Linked DNA regions of Homo sapiens: region 2 is linked to region 1. Evidence: chromatin loops called from intact Hi-C (ENCODE). Cell type or tissue: B cell. All regions are shown on one strand. Links, peaks and the distances in the headings refer to the core of each region. The heading gives the core; the rest is flanking DNA. Region 1 overlaps DNTTIP1 (deoxynucleotidyltransferase terminal interacting protein 1). Region 2 overlaps TP53RK (TP53 regulating kinase).

What was found. Hi-C counts contacts between places; a loop is a spot of excess contacts. Peaks named below come from ENCODE experiments on the same cell type or tissue, not always from the same donor. Only the 100,000 strongest peaks of a DNase experiment are listed, where the experiment ranks them.
Region 2: a loop joins it to region 1, with 8 times the contacts of the local background. A loop is called at or near these places in 5 of 110 quality-filtered maps.

What each region holds. Positions count from the first base shown.
Region 1 is chr20:45,796,016-45,804,664 of GRCh38, reverse strand. It overlaps DNTTIP1 (deoxynucleotidyltransferase terminal interacting protein 1), which reads right to left. Exons shown (of 13, transcript NM_052951.3): 5 at 3,523-3,591; 6 at 3,207-3,263; 7 at 2,608-2,666; 8 at 1,287-1,332. Among named protein-coding and RNA genes, the nearest start is that of DNTTIP1, 8.4 kb to the right of the region's middle. In B cell, for the core only: CTCF peaks have their summits at 5,098 and 5,301 (motif pointing left); a DNase peak (open chromatin) is centred at 5,304; H3K27ac peaks cover 358 bases.
Region 2 is chr20:46,676,952-46,685,600 of GRCh38, reverse strand. It overlaps TP53RK (TP53 regulating kinase), which reads left to right. Exons shown (of 2, transcript NM_033550.4): 2 at 1-1,236. It also overlaps a transcript of SLC13A3 not described here. Among named protein-coding and RNA genes, the nearest start is that of TP53RK-DT, 8.0 kb to the left of the region's middle. RefSeq lists an enhancer at 1,790-2,301. In B cell, for the core only: CTCF peaks have their summits at 3,826 and 4,033 (motif pointing right); a DNase peak (open chromatin) is centred at 4,060.

The DNA.
Region 1 (8,649 bases), core at 463-8,462:
CTAACAGAGAGAGTACAAATTAGGGAGTGGCAGCTGATGGGGCTGGAGAGAGAAACACAGAGGAGTTGGAGGTCTTAGGAGGTTATGTTCAGGGGACTGCATTTTATTTCTTCTGTAGGCAATGGGGAATCGCTGAAGGCCTCTAAACAGGGAGTGAGAGTCAGATTTCCTTTAAAGATAGCTTAGTCTTCTAGCAATGTGGATAATGGATTTGAAGGGGCAAGACTACAGGCAGGGAGAGCAGTTTAGAGGCCGCTGTGATAAAGCAGTTGGAAAGCTGCTAAGGGCCTGAGCTAGGGCAGCAGTAAGGATGAACAGAAGGAAATAGGAACTGCAATATATTTAAGAGGAAGAATTGTCCAGGACTCGACTGGGTGTAGGGAGGTAAGGAAGAGGAGGAGGAGGCAAAGATGATTAAGATAACGAATGTAAAGAAGGGCTGTGAGGAAAGATTCTAATTTCATGTTTGGATATGCTGAGTCTGAAATGCCTATGAAACTTCCAGCAGAGTGGTCAAGCAGATAGTAGGATAAACAAGTTTTAAAGTAGAAAGAGGCATGGGATGGACAAAGAGGTATGGGAGTTTTAGAACATGGTGGTCCCTGAAACCATAAGAGTATATGTTTTAGATTATCCAGAGAGTTACTTTAGATGGAGAAGTGGGCCAAGGAGAGAATTCTGGGGAACAACCATTTATATAAGTCACTGCTGAGGAAGAACTCAGGAGAGAGAGGGAGGCAACAGAGGCTAATGGTTGAGAGCACAGACTCTGGTGTCAGCGGGTCTTGGGTTTGAGACTCAGCTCGATCACTTACGAGTTATGTGACTTTGGGCAAGTCTTAAGTGCATTAAGTGTATAAGACAACTGAATAAAATAATTTATGCCCACAGGGAAGCTGGCAGAAAAGGAAACGCCTCATTTATAGAATGGTTCACAGAATTGATCTCATAAGTTTGTTATAAAGATTAAATGAGATGGTCTACACAAAAGATTTAGGACACTGCCCGTTACATACTAAGTATTGAATCAGTATTAGTGACCACTAACTCCTATAAGGAGAAGGCTTCAGCAAAGACTCAAGCCCTCTCTTTGTTTTGCCTCTAACTCCAATTCCTACACAGGATCCTCTCTGAGGCCAGTGTGGCTGGAGGTGGAGAGGGGCAGATGGCTCTGGAATGGTGTGCATGCACCCTTCGCCCCCTGCCCCTTTCCCTCATGGTGGGTCCTAGAGATAGTGGGACTATCTCCTGGGATCGTGATCTCTGCCATGCTCACATAATCATACCTTGGGGCCTTCCCGGCGAATTGGTTCACAGGATTTTGGTTTCCATCTGCTTGGAAGGAAAGAATAAAGGTGAATTCTCCAAGGTGAGACCTAGGACTAAATGCCAGCTTGCTGGTGGTGGTAGGAGTTCCTCACACACTCTCACTTTAGCCCTGGACATCCTCCTTCGTGGTGACACATAAGAGGAGGAACAAAGGGAAAAAAAGCACTGGACTAGAAGCCATTCTAGCACTAGCTCTGCTCTTACATAGTGGCATGAGCAACTCCAAGAACCTCTGAGTGGCAGTTTTCTCATCTGTCAAAAGAGACAAAAACAGCAACTGCCCTACCTATCTTGTGTTTGTGAGGAATAAAACTGCTTCGTGTAGGAGACACATCTAAGGTATGACAGTTAATACTAGCCCATCTACTAAGCCAGCTGTTCCAAACTAACCCCACGCCCCTGAACCAGACCAGTGTGGCTTTATTTGATTTAAATACTGGGCTCCCATGTAAAGTTTTGTTTGAAAAAGATTCTGCTGCTTCAGAATTTTTTTTAAAAAGTGGGGTTGGGGGTTGGTTGAGGGGGAAGGAAGGATGAACAGGCAGAACACAGAGGATTTTTAGGGCACTGAAAGCACTCAGTGTGATACTAGAATGGTGGATGCCTGTCACTATGCATTTGTCTAAGTTCATGTACAATACCAAGAGTGAACCCTCATGGAAACTATGCACTCTGAGGATCAAGACGAGTCAAAGTAGGCTCATCAAATGTAACAAATGTACCACTCTGGTGCCTGATGTCGATAATGGGGGAGGCTGTGCATGTGTAGGGTCAGGGAGTATACGGGATATGTCTGTACCTTCCTCTCAATTTTGCTGTGAACCTAAAACTGCTCTAAAAAAATTAAGTCTTAAAAAAATATATATTTGAAAATGACCGTCTTGGAGGCAATGTTAACGATATGACATTAGGCAAGTAATTCTCTGAGTCTGTTATCTGAAAAATTAATGATATCTTCTTTACAGGGTGGCTATAAAGATTAAAAGGTAAAGTATGTAACGTATTTAGACCAGTCATAAGCATCCAATATATACTAACAATGACAAACCTCTGGAGTTTAATCTTTCATCAAGCTGGGCCAAACCGTTCAGGGGGTAAAACAATTTCCTCCTCACTACCCTCCTTCCTCACCCCTCCAACCAGGATAACCCCCCTCCACGATGACTTAAGCTGATGGATCTGATTTTGACAGGCACAGAACCCTGGACTCTTTTCCTTCAGGGCCCCTCTCTCCGTCTGCTCCCCTATGCTCTCACCACACTGTTGGTCCCTACTCACACCATGCCGGCGGCTGCCCGGTCGCTTGACAGGATGTGTCCAGGAGGCCGTCCTTTCCTCTGCCACAAAAAACAGCTGTCAGAGGTCTGACCCTGTGGTTACTCCCCATACCCCATTGGCAGGTCCAGGGTCACTTGGCAGAGATGGTTTTCCAAAGAGATCAAATGATGTTTGACAGGGACAGGGAGAAAAACTGCCTCTCATGTCTAGGAAGGCTCAAAAGGGCTTTGAGGAAGCCCAGTACCTTGCGGAGTGAAGAGCCTTTTTTGAGAGACAGGGTCTTACTCTGTTACTCAGCCTGGAGTGCAGTGGCATGATCATAGCTCACTACAGCCTTGAACTCCTGGGCTCAGGTGATCCTCCCACTGCAGCCTCTCATGTAGCTAGGACGACAGAAATGTGCCAGCATGCCTGGCTAATTTTTTTTTTATTTTAGAGACAGGGTCTCACTATGTTACCCAGACTGGTCTCAAAACTCCTGAGCTCAAGTGATCCTCCCCGCTTGGCCTCCCAAAGTGTTGGGATTACAGGTGTGAGCCACCACACCCGGCCTGACAAGCCTTTTTTCAGCCAGAAAACAAAACAAGGAAATGGTTTACCTTTTTAGGAAGGGGGCTTCCTCGATGGGCACATTCTTCTTCTGCCTGACGGCCACGCTAAAAGAAAAGGGAAGGGAGTCAGTGGAAGGCCAGTGCCTGGGAGCTGCAGGTCTTCTGGAGTTGCAGAAGACAGCCCTGGACTACAGCTCTCCAGCCCCGCTCTGACCCAGGCCAAAGAAGCCCATCCAGCATGATGCTGTGTGGGCCTGGTCCTACAAATGGAAGTACATGGAACCTCCCTGGGCCCACATATTTCACTTGCCTCCCAGCCTGAAGGACCTCCCGCTCCAATACCCGAGAACACAGTGACTCTGACCTTTATTCCTGGAAGCTCATGGGTCAATCTGGGTATTACTTTTTCTCCATCTGAAAAGAGCAGTTTAGCCTGAAGGGAAAAAGACCAAGTGTTACCAGTCACTATTTTGGTGGGTAAGCACACCCTACCTACTTCCTTTTTTTTTTTTGGAGACAGAGTCTTGCTCTGTTGCTCAGGCTGGAGTGCAGCAGCACCATCTTGGCTCTCTGCAACCTCCATCTCCTGGGTTCAAGTGATTCTCATGCCTCAGCCTCCAAAGTAGCTGGGACTACAGGGGTGCGCCACCATACCCAGCTAATTTTTGTATTTTTGGAAGAGACGGGATTTCACCATGTTGGACAGGCTGGTCTTGAACTCCTGACCTCAAGTGATCGGCCCACTTCCAAATATATATATATATATATATATATATATATATATATATATATATATATATATATATATATATTTTTTTTTTTTTTTTAAATTGAGATGGAGTTTCACTCTTGTCGCCCAGGCTGGAGTGCAGTGGTGCTATCTCAGCTCACTGCAACCTCCGCCTCCTGGGTTCAAGCGATTCTCCTGCCTCAGCCTCCCAGGCAGCTGAGATTACAGGTGCCCACCACCATGCCCAGCTAATTTTTGTATTTTTATTAGAAACGGGGTTTCACCATGTTGGCCAGGCTGGTCTCGAACTCTTAACCTCAGGTGATCCACCTGCCTTGGCCTCCCAAAGTGCTGCGATTACAGGCATGAGCCACCACGCCCAGCCACACACATATATATATTTATATGCATAGAAATAGATATCTATTTTTAAAAAAACTTGAATTAATGATCATGGCTGGAAAAATTAAAAAATGTAAAAAAGCAAAATAAGAAAAACCTGGAATCTCATTACATAAACTACTATTAATGTTTCAATGTAAATTCTTCCTTGCTTTTCCCATGTAAATACATACTGTATGTTTTTTCAAACTAAATACATTAGTATAACACATACTCCTCAGTAAGCTGCTGTTTTTCTTTTTTCTTTTTTTTTTTGACATGGAATCTTGCTCTGTTGCCCAGACTGGAGTACAGTGGTGCGATCTCGGCTGTCTGCAATCTCCGCCTCCCAGGTTCAAGCAATTCTCCTGCCTCTGCCTCCTGAGTAGCTGGGATTACAGGCGTGCAACCACACCCAGCTAATTTTTTTTTTTTTTTTTTTTGGTATTTTTAGTAGAGATGGGGTTTTATCACGTTGGCTAGGCTAGTCTCACACTTCTGACCTCGTGATCTGCCCGCCTCAGCCTCCCAAAGTGTTGGGATTACAGGCGTGAGCCAGTGCGCCTGGCCTGCTGTTTTTCTTTTAATAAATACTGAGTACCTGGGACCTAAGTGCTGTGGACACAGCAGTAACTAGGACAAGCTCTTGTGGAGCTTATAGTTTGTGGGTGATCTGGATAATAAGCACAGAAACAAACAAGGTAACTGTGGATCATGATAGATGCTGTGAGAAAAAAAGAAAAAAACCCAGGCAGATGTGACAGAGAACCACCAGAGGGGAAGGGCTACTTTGCGGGAATGGCCAGGGAAGGCCTTGCTCAGAAGGTGGCCTCTGAGTTGAGATGTGAAGGAGGCTGTAAAAAAAGCTGGGCAGAAGTGTTTCAGCAGCAGGGAGGAGTGCAGAAGCTCAAAGGTGGGAACACCTGGCTCATTTGACAAAGAAAAGGATGGAATGGGCAGAGGGGAGATGGTGCAGCAGGTGGAGAATTGGGTTCACCCGACCTCTGCCAGTGGCATTTGACAGTGCTGAGGGCTCCCCCTTCTGGAAACACTCTTTTCTACAGGCTCCTGTGGCCACACTTCCTGTGTTCCTTCTACTTCTCTGGCCGTTCTTTCTTAGCCTTCTTTGCTGGCTTTTCCTTCTCAATCTGGTTCTTTTCCCTATCCTCTCTCATTACATATTCTATCTGCTCTCACCTATTCTCACAGCTTCAATTAACATCTATAAACCACGATTCCATAATTCAACTGTAGACAAAAGGTTATCCTCTGAGCTCTAGACTTATATACCAAATAGTCTGCCCCATGTCTATGCTTGGATGGCTCAAAGCTGCTAATCCATAATTGGATTCATGCTCTTCTCCTCCAAACTTTGTCCCTTTCCAGTGAAGGGTGATCAAGTCTCAATGTGTAATTATGCACACATTTGTTGGTAATCTAATTCACACCTGTCTGCTTAAGTAGGCTGTTAAGTTCTATTAGAGCAGGAAGCTTGTTTGTTCATTTATCATTTGTTTGTTCCTTCATTTACTCAATAATTCAGCAAACTCTGTACACATACTAAGAGTCATATTCCAGGGCTGGGAATACAGTGGTGAACAAGATTAGGCCTCAACTCTTGTAAAGCTCAAGATTTTAGCAGAGGTAGGAGTGCGAGGGGAAGACCTCTCTGATATTTAAACTAAGATCTGAAGAAAAGAAGGAGCCGGCTTTATAGAGTTAAGGGTAGAGTACCCCAGGTACTAAGAACAGCAAGTGAAATGGCCTAAGCTTGTGCTGGAGGAGCAGAAAGGAGTTCAGAACAGCCAGAGTATAGTCAATAAAAAAGAGGTGAGATGAAATGAAGTTAAAGAAGCAGGCAGAAGCCAGTCGAGGGTAGGCTCTGTGGGTCATGGTAAGGCATTTTTTTTTAAATTATACTTTAAGTTTTAGGGTACATGTGCACAACATGCAGGTTTGTTACATATGTATACATGTGCCTTGTTGGTGTGCTGCACCCAGTAACTCGTCATTTAACATTAGGTATATCTCCTAATGCTATCCCTCCCCCCTCCCCCAACCCCACGACAGGCCCCGGTGTCTGATGTTCCCTTTCCTGTGTCCATGTGTTCTCATTGTTCAATTCCCACCCATGAGTGAGAACATGCGGTGTTTGGTTTTTTGTCCTTGTGATAGTTTGCTGAGAATGATGGTTTCCAGCTTCATCCATGTCCCTAAAAAGGACATGAACTCATCACTTTTTATGGCTGCATAGTATTCCATGGTATATATGTGCCACATTTTCTTAATCCAGTCTATCATTGTTGGACATTTGGGTTGGTTCCAAGTCTTTGCTATTGTGAATAGTGCCACAATAAACATATGTGTGCATGTGTCTTTATAGCAGCATGATTTATATTCCTTTGGGTATATACCCAGTAATGGGATGGCTGGGTCAAATGGTATTTCTAGTTCTAGATCCCTGAGGAATCGCCACACTGACTTCCACAATGGTTGAACTAGTTTACGGTCCCACCAACAGTGTAAAAGTGTTCCTATTTCTCCACATCCTCTCCAGCACCTGTTGTTTCCTGACTTTTTAATGATCACCATTCTAACTGGTGTAAGATGGTATCTCATTGTGGTTTTGATTTGCATTTCTCTGATGGCCAGTGATGATGAGCATTTTTTCATGTGTCTTTTGGCTGCATAAATGTCTTCTTTTGAGGAGTGTCTGTTCATGTCCTTTGGCCACTTGTTGATGGGGTTGCTTGTTTTTTTCTTGTAAATTTGTTAGAGTTCATTGTAGATTCTGGGTATTAGCCCTTTGTCAGATGAGTAGATTGCAAAAATTTTCTCCCATTCTGTAGGTTGCCTGTTCACTCTGATGGTCATTTCTTTTGCTGTGCAGAAGCTCTTTAGTTTAATTAGATCCCATTTGTCAATTTTGGCTTTTGTTGCCATTCCTTTTGGTGTTTTAGTCATGAAGTCCTTGCCCATGCCTATGTCCTGAATGGTATTGCCTAGGTTTTCTTCTAGGGTTTTTATGGTTTTAGGTCTAACATTTAAGTCTTTAATCCATCTTGAATTAATTTTTGTATAAGGTGTAAGGAAGGGATCCAGTTTCGGCTTTCTACATATGGCTAGCCAGTTTTCCCAGCAGGATCATGGTAAGGCATTAAGACTTTATTCTCCCTGCAACAGGAAAGTCACTGAAGGGTTTTTAAAATGGGGAGTGACATGATCTAATTCATCTTTACGGAGATCAGTCTGGCTGCTGTGAGAAGAGTGGATTGGAACTGGGTAACGGTGAATGTAACTCTGGACTGAGATATAAATGTGTGAATTATGAGCGGCTGAATTGGCTTCCAAGCCACAGGACTAGATGAAAACACCTATGAAAACAGTGAGCCATGAAAGAGAAGGGGTTTGAGGACTGAACTTGGGAAGGCACCAACAGTTAGAGGCGGGGGGTGAGAGAGAAGAGTAGGCAATGAGGTTGGAGCAAAGTCAAGGCACTCTAGCCAACAGAGGAGCATTCCAAGAAACGCGAAATGATCCATTGTGACAGATGTCACTGAGAAGCTGAGTAAGTTGAGGACAGTTAGGGACCAGAGGGTTTGACAACACGGAAGTTACTAGCGACCCCGACAAGAGGGGTTCCAGTGAAGTAGTGGGGACTGAAGCGAAAACAAAGTGAAGAGAATGAATAGGAGGTGAGAAAGTGAGCCAGCGACTATTGGCGACCTTTCCTGATGTCTCCCTATAAAATGGTGATGGCAACAATTCCTCCTAATAACAGCAGCTGACACATGTAAACAGGTTCTCTACTATCTTGGGAACAGTCATTTATAGACCTGATGTCATGCTTCCTGACCACACCAGAGAGGCAGGGAGGCAGCAGGGTGCTCATCCCCATGATACCAAATGGGGCCATGATAACTTGATCCACCACGCACCTGCAGGGGTGAGACAGATCTTAGCTATTCTAATTATTATGTGTCTTAAGCCATTTCTTTTTTTTTTTTTGCTTTGCTTTTAAAAATTTTTTTCTAGCTCTATTGATGTATAATTGATAAACAGAAATGGTATATATTCAAGGTGTACAATGTGATGAATTGACATAGATATACATAGTGAAATGATTACCACAATGAAATCAATCAACACATCCACCACTACCATTTTGTGTGTGGACACTTAAGATCTATGGTCTTAGCAAATTTCAAGTAAACAATAGAGATAAACTATAGTCATCATGCTGTACATCAGATTGCCCAGAACTTGTTCATCTTATAACTAAAAGTTTGTACCCTTTGATTAACATCCCCCCACTTCTCCCCTCCAGCTACTGCCATTCTACTCTCTGCTTCTATGAGTTTGCTAAGTCACAATTTCTTC
Region 2 (8,649 bases), core at 372-8,371, 880 kb before region 1:
GTGGGATGTTTTGATATACATTATGAAATGATTGCTACAGCTGAGCTAATTAACACCCATCACCTCACATAGTTACTGTCTTGTTTCTTAATATGGACATTTGCAGCTATGAATTTCCCTCTGCACACTGTTGTCATCACACACTCTCAGTTTTGGTATTTTGTGTTTTTGTTTTCATTCATCTCAAAGTATTTTCTAATTTCCCTTGTGATTTCTTCTTTGACCCCTTGATTGTTTAGAAATCTGTTAATTTCCACACATTTGTAAATGTTCCAATTTTTCTTTTGTTATTGCCAGCTTCATTCCATTGTGTTCAGAGATGATACAGTCAGTGCCTGTTCTTATGAAGCAAACATTCTATAATAGTAGGACCAGTACCCTGTCTGTTTCATTCACCACAGTCAGCATGCCCCAAGTGCCCAGCATGGGGCGGATGGCCAGGAATGAGTGAAAACTTCCCTTCCTGGGTAGTTGTGACTAGTAGAGAGGAAAAATAATATAATTGCCTGCTTACTGCATGCCAGGCATTGGGCTGGGAATTTTTATATTGGATCTAAAATAACTCTTAAGTTAGGCATTATCCCCATTTTATAGATGGAGAAACTGGCCCCAAAAGGTGGGAACTTGTCCAAGACGTCACAGGTAGCAAGAGGTACTTTTACCTGGCTCCAAATCTGTGTTCTTTCCACTGACAAATGAGATATGGGATATGGTGCATCTTTACAGTACTATAATAAGTATTGGCGTATAACATTATTTTCAAGGAACTCCAAGGGCCACAGGAGCTGACAGGTTTTTCAATTAATATTCCCAACATGAATGAGATGCCTCATTCCTCAGTTTCCTCACGTGTACTATAAGGCTAGTACCTGCTTTGTTGGGGTATGGTTGGCTCGTGTGCATTAAGTCAACAAATCCCTAGTTGATAGGGTTTGGCTGTGTCCCCATCCAAATCTCATCTTGAATTGTTCCCGTAATCCCCACGTGACATGGGAGGGACCCAGTGGGAGGTAATTTAATCCTCGGGGCGGCTACCTCCGTGCTGTTCTCGTGATAGCGAGTGAGTTCTCACGAGATCTGATGGTTTTATAAGGGGCTTTTCCCTCTTGTTCGGCACTTCCTGCTGCCACGTGGAGAAGGGTGTGTTTGTTTCCCCATCTGCCATGATTATAAGTTTTCTGAGGCATCCCCAGCCATGCTGAACTGTGAGTTATTAAACTTTTCCTTTATAAATTACCCGGTCTCGGGTATGTCTTTATCAGCAGTGTGAGAACGGACTAATACACTAGTACTCACTATGCGCCGGGCACTGGAGATCTAATAGAGGGGAACATGAAGCTTACTTTCCTGGGGAACATAAGACAGTTTCAGACAGTGATGAGTGAAGATGTGAAGGAAAACCAGAAACACAGGAGATGAAGAGAGTATATCCCAGGCAGGCTGTGGCGTGCGAAGTTGGCGAAGAAGAAACATCCCCGACAGCAAGGCTGGTGTGGCCGGCATTAGTGAGCAAGGGGGAGGAGCAGAACATGAGATGGGAGAGGCGGGGCCGGATCCTGCAGGGCCCTGTTACAAGGTTGGGTTTTGTTCTTAATGGGACTCAGGGTTTTTAACAGGGTGATACCTGATTGTTTTGAAAGGGTTGCATTGGTTGCTGGCAGAAAACCATAGAGGGCAAGAGTGGAAGCAAGAAACCTGGAAGTGAAAAGGCGACCGAAACCAGCTGGTCCAGTAAAAACAGTAGCCAGGGTGGAAGCTGTGGCGAGCATGCTCCAACTGCTTGGCACAGGACCTGGCAGCCACTGAGGCAGGGAACGCGGTGGAGAAGCAGGCTTGTCTGGGGGTAACACCCGAGGCTCGTTGTCTCATGGTCACGGAGATCAAGGACAGGGACCCACAAAGAGTGAGGTGAAGAGCAGAAATTTAATAGTTGAAAGAAAGAGAATAGCGCTCTGCTACAAGAGGGGTCCTGGAAAAATGGGTTGCTGGATCTGCAGTGAAATGCAAGGGAGTTTTATAGATGAGCTGGTGAGGAGGTGCTGTCTGATCTACATAGGGTGTGAAAAACTGGTTGGACCCAGGTGTGCCATTGGCACAGGGTATGAATCTCGGCACCCCCACCCCAGTCTTTTATTATGCAGGCGAGTTCTCTGCCTGAGCTGTGCCATGTTGCCCATTTCTTTATTACTGTACACGTGGTAAAAGAAAAGGGAAGATGGAGCCTCGTGTTAGACATGCCTGGCCCCCAGTTAGCCCTTCTCTATTGGCACAGCTACCAGCATTCCCCCGTGCAAGCTTCCAGCTTCCTTATCTATGTTTGCAGCTGGATTTTTCAGGCTGCTCTTTGTTAGAAAAGAAATGATTTCTGGGGCTGCTTTTTTGTTAGAAGGGAAATTCCGCCGAGGACTCTTTTGCCCTGAATATCTGCCTAAATAATTTCTATCTCCGGTATCAGTGGCCAGTAGCAGTGGGGGTAGCCGCAGCTGTCAGGAAGCAGTAATGATCTTTGCAAGTATCAAGAGGGAGAGTGGCAGATATTGGAGACTGGAGAAACGTCACAAATGCCCCCAGGAGGAGAATCGTCCATCTGCACACTTAGCCCTTGGCCCACAGTGGGAAATAAAGGGTTAACAAATGTTCCTAGGTGAACAGTGGATTCCTTTCCTAGTTCCTCTCACAAAGGGCTAAGGAACCCTCTGCACTTTCAGATCCCTTGACGTCCACCGGGGAGCTGCAGGTGCTTTGCAGTGCTGAGCCAACAGCACTAGCAGTTTTGTGTGAATCCCCAGCTAAACCCAACCAGATGAGGATTATAATCTCCATTTTATGGTGGAGGAAACACTGGGCAATAGGAAATATGTCCTAGGGTCACAATAAGTGACAGAGCTGGGATTCAGACCCATGCTTTTAACAACAGCAGCTGACTTTATAGAGTTACGTTCTTTCCATGCATTAACCCATTTTACAGAAGAAGCAAATGAGACACAGAGAAATTAAGTCCTGCCCCAGGCCACTCAGTTAGTAAATGGCAGAACCAGGGAAATGTGATATGACACCGAGATGCGACCAACACTTGACACAGGCCCACATTCCTGGAACATTTAAAAGTGCTTTTGTGGCCAGTCCATGGGGCCAAGAGAGGTAGTTCCAGAGTAGAGTTGCTTTAAAGCTGGCATAGTGAGTGCTCCAAACAAGCTGTGTTCTTATTGTTGGATGAGCTGAGCTGACCACGCCCACACCACGTGCTACCTTAGGGGTTGGGAACATCTACATTAGCGAAGGCATGCAGGGCATAATCTCTGATTTAACTGCAAGAATCCACCATATTCCTGACCCTGGTTCCAATAAAACTTTATTTACAAATCAGACAGTCGGCCCGTGGGCGATAGTTTGCCAATTTGATTTTTAAAACCATCCCATTAAGATATTTTTTGGATTATTGAGTTTTTGGATGCCTCCTTAAATTTGTGCCTCACTTGCTTCACCCTAGTCCTAACCCAGCTGTCACTGACTGCCAGAGCCCTGATGGAGGAGCCCATGTTCTTACAAGGGTCTGCACCTGCTGTGGTTTGAATGTGTTCCCCGTATTTCATGTGTTGGAAACTGAATGCCCAACTTAGCAGTATTGAAAGATGGGGCCTTTAAGAGGTGATTGGATCCTAAGGCCTCTGCCCTCATGAATTGATTAATCCACGTGTGGACTAATAGATTAATGGGTTATTATGAGAGCAGGACTGGTGGCTTTATAAGAGGAAGAGAGACCTGAGCTAGCACACCCAGCCCCCTTGTCACATGATGCCATGTGCCGCCTCAGGTCTCTGTAGAGTCCCCACCTTCAAGAAGGCTGTGCCCCCACCAGATGTGCCCCCTCGACCTTGTATTCCTCCATAACAGTAAGAAATAAACTCCTTTTCTTTATAAATTACCCAGTTTTAAGTATTCTGTTAAAAGCAATAGAAAACAAATGAATGCAGCCTGAACCTCTTGGGGAACTAGGAGTCTTCCCTTGCGTCCTTTAATTCTAGGCACCGCAATTTCAATGGACTGTGCACTTTTCTGCCACCAGGGGTCGTAAGTTACTGTCATTCTTGGTGCGAACAGGTAAACCTCCCTTCACTTTCTCTCTTCTCTTCCTCCTCCCTCCTCCCTCCTTCCCCTCTTTCTTCCTCCCTTTCTTTTCTCCCCTTCTCCTTCCTCTACTTCCATCTTTTCTTCCCAAGTCCATGCCCCTCTCTCCCTCCCTCCTTTCCTTGAACGTGTTCATTTATTCACTCAACGCCACCTTAGCTGAGCACCTAAGTGTAGCAGGCACTGTGCTAATTATGCACCATGTAATGAGGGAGACGGACGTGAGGATGTCTAGTTCCTTCCAGTCTTAATGTTTTCATCCATTCTCTCTTCACTCACTCCTTCACTGGGTACTTAGTGAGCACATGGGCTGCGTCTGGCTCTTCTGAAGAAGCTGCAGGGATGACAAGGTCCAGCCGCGGCCTGGGAGGCCCTTGTCCTGGCCCCTTCCGTTCTTCCTTACTCAGCAGCCCAGGGGACCCTTTTAAAGCCAGAACATGCCACTTCTCTATTCACAAATGTGCTGGCTTCCCAGCCCATGTCTCCTTGTTTACCAGGTGCATGGCCTAGGATCCCCTCCTTGTACCTCTCTGAGCCTCAGTGTCCTCATCTGTAAAATGGACTCACAGTGGTGCTGCATGGTGGAGTTGCTGTGAGTATTGTCACTGGTCAGGATCCCCAGGAAGCAGACTCAGATACAGTTGAGCTGCCCTTGGGATCAACATCCACAGCATGGAGGACACAGGAGATGGCAGAGGACACAGGAGAGGGCAGAGTACACAGGAGCGGGCAGAGGGAGAACTGGAGCTGAGACCCAGCAGCAGCTTCAGTCAATTCTGCGGGAGCTCTGCAGTTGAAATGGCTCTTCAGAGATGTCACAAGATGGCCTGAGATGGCCAGGACTTTGCAGTCTCACATTATGCAGTCGTTGGGGGTGTCACGCCTGGAAGGGACACGAGCTCTGGCAAGGCCACTCTCTGCCTACTGTGAGTTGATCCCTGGAGGAGCTGACCACAGGAGCTGACTGCTGACCACTCTCCCTGCCTCTGGGGCAATAGGTGCTTCCTTAAGGGATCTGGGTCGCACATCCATGTCCACCACAAGCATCCATATAAGGAGGTACGTGGAGCAGTTGGAGCACTACCACAGTGCATGGCACATGGTGACAATGAGCAATATCATTATCGTGATGTCATTTAAGTGGCTACTATTTTTAGAGAACAGCAAACAGGTGATTATAATACAGCTCCATTTGTTCCCCTTATAAGCTAAGGGTAGACAAGACGCACTTTCCCACCTTGCCAGGCTGCCATTCCAAAGCTTCTGAATCAAAGGTCTGAGACTGGCCTGAGAATCTGCATTGCTAACAACTTCCCAGGTGATGCTGAGGCTGCTGTTCTGAAAACTCCTACCTGAAGGAAAATCAAAGTATGTCATCAGAAAAATAGGAAATGGATGCTGAGAGGGCAAGAAACAAAATACCATCTGCCATACCCATTTTACAGATGGGGGAGTAGAGGCTCAGAGGTGCTAAGCAACTTTCCCAGAGTCATCAGCCTGTAAATGGTAGAAATTGTGCCAGGCATTATTGCCTACCAAAAGTCACCCTCTTTTTTTTTTTTTTTGAGACAGAGTCTCACTCTGTCACTCAGGCTGGAGTGTAGTAGTGTGATTTCGGCTCATCACAACCTCCACCTCCCAGGTTCAAGCAATTCTCCCACCTCAGCCTCCCCAGTAGCTGGGATCACAGGTGCCCACCACCACGCCCAGCTAATTTTTGAATTTTTAGTGAAGACGGGGATATCACCATATTGGCCAAGCTGGTCTCAAAGTCCCGCCTCAAATGATCCACCTGCCTTGGCCTCCCAAAATGCTGGGATTACAGGCGTGAGCCCATCCCCCACCCCCTTTTTTTTTTTGAGACGGAGTCTCGCTCTGTCGCCCAGGCTAGAGTGCAGTGGCTTGATCTTGGCTCACTGCAAGCTTCACCTCCTGGGTTCACGCCATTCTCCTGCCTCAGCCTTTCAAGTAGCTGGGACTACAGGCGCCCGCCACCACGCCCGGCGAATTTTTGTATTTTTTAGTAGAGACGGGGTTTCACCGTGTTAGCCAGGATGGTCTCAATTTTTGTATTTGTTAGTAGAGACAGGATTTTGACATGTTGGCCAGGCTAGTCTCGAACTCCTGACCTCAAGTGATCTGCCTGCCTCGGCCTCCCAAAGTGCTGGGATTATAGGCATGAGCCATGGCACCCGGCCTACCCTTCTTATTCCTTTTGGACAGAATCCCAATTAGTCTAGATATTTTTAGGCGAAGATAGCTTCATCTCAGGAAAGGTCAGATCGGTTCCTGATTAGGAATGGGCATGTGTATTAGGCCTTTTGCATTGCTGTAAAGAAACACCTGAGGCTGGGTAATTTATAGGGAAAAGAGGCTTAATTGGCTTACAGTTCTGCAGGCTGTACAAGCATGGCTCCAGCATCTGCTTCTGGTGAGGGCCTCAGGAAGCTTCCGATCATGGTGGAAGGCAAAGGGGGAGCAGGCAGTGTCCCATGGTGAAAGCAGGAACAAGAGAGAGAAGGGGAGGAGCCGGGCTCCTTTAAACAACTGGCTGTCTTGTGAACTAACAGAGCCAGGGCTCACTCAGAGATTACCACAGAGAGGGCACCAAGCCATTCACGAGGGATCTGCCGCCATGATCCAGTACCTCCCACCAGCCCCACCTCCTACACTGGAGGTCACATTTCAACCTGAGATTTGGAGGGGACAAACCTCCAAACCGTGTCAGCATGTGACCCTTTTCTGGCCAATAAGATACAAGAGCAAATCTGGGAAGATTGCTTCTGTGGAAGATTTTGCTTCTCCTAGAAGGTGAGAAGATGTAAGAATTCTCTCCCTGCTCTGACACCAGCACATCCCCATCAACAATGTCTGCTTTTCAATGCAATGGCAATAACCGGAGGTTCAGCAGCAATCTGGAGGCCATGAGGCCACCCCTGATGGTAAAGAGTCAATGAGAGGAAGATGTTGAGGTAGAGGGATGGGCAGAGTGTGAGTCTGTTCTTAGTGACCTCAGACCTCACTTTCTGGACTTATTATATGCACAGGTAAACGTCTCCAAAGCTGAAGCTACCATAAATCAGATTTTCCATCACTTGAAGCCAAAAGCATTCCTAACCAACACAGATAGAGACCCCAGGCCGCCAAAGCCATACTTGTTCATAGCATCTTGCTGCCTTTTACTGTCAGGTTAGAGCCTCTCTATTTAGATCAAAGTGAAGGAGACAGACTAACTCCAGCCCCTTCTTACCAAGGCCTGGGAGGTGAGAACCCGGCACTGAGACCCAGCCTATTCAAGGCCTGGCCAAAGTCTGCCACCAACTCCTTCTGTGAGTTTGGGGAAAATTCTAGACTTCCCTGGGCCTCAGTTTCTCCACCTGTAAAGTGGAAGATTTGATCTAGGTCCAGTGGGTGGCTGTAACTGTAGGCAGTTTTCTTGGGTTCACATAATGTTTGCTTTTTAGTTGCCAATGTTAAACAATTTCATATGCCAATGTTAAACAATTTCAAACATACATATGGATTGTTTCATATGTAAAAATCTAGACATCTGGCTTCTCTGGAAACATCGTCAGGAGATCTTGCCACACGGGACCCTGTTCTAACACCTCTTCTTTTAGAGGGGCCTGTGCTTTCCAATTTGCCCCAGTCTCCACTGCTCCCTATTGCTCTTTGGCTCTGAGTCACTGTTTGTCATCACGCTGGTCCCGTTGTTCTTCTTACAGAGGTAAGAGGAGAGTGAGATATGTCTTACTCCTCTTGTTACTTGTCCCTGAGAGCATTGAATTTGCAACCTTTAGATAAGATGGCATGTATCTTCCCCAGGGCCTCACGGGCATCCCAAAACTCAACAGGTCCCAAAACAAACCCCTGGTTTCACCCATAGTCTCTGCCCCCATCACAAGTTTCCCATCTTAGTAAATGGCAGCCCCAGGAATCCAGAACTTCACCCCAAACCTGGGGGCTCTCTTTGACTCCTGTCTTTCACCAGCTCCCCTCGCCCCCATTCGATCCAGCAAAAGATCCTGCCAGCTTTACTTTCAAAATATAATTAAAAGGTTGGGAGCGTGGCTGCCCTTGGGGGAGGGGCAGTGATTTGGAGGGGGCTTCTGGGGACTTCTAGGGGGATGGACAAGTTCTATTTCTTGAGCTTGATGCTGGTTATGTGGGTGGATTGGGTTTGTAAAACTTCATGAAACTGCAGGCATGTTTATATGTGTACTTTTCAGTATTTATGTTGTACTTCAATAAAAAGCTGTGAGGCCAGGTGGTGGCTTGTGCTTGTAATGCCAGCACTTTGGAATGCCGAGGTGGGCGGATCACCTGAGGTCAGGAGTTCAAGTCCAGTCTGGCCAACATGGCGAAACCCTGTCTCTACTAAAAACACAAAAATTAGCCAGGCATGATGGTGGGCGCCTGTAATCCCAGCTACTTGGGAGGCTGAGACAGGAGAATCGCTTGAACCCAGGAGATGGGGGTTGCAGTGAGCCGAGATCGCCACTGCACTCCAGCCTGGACAGG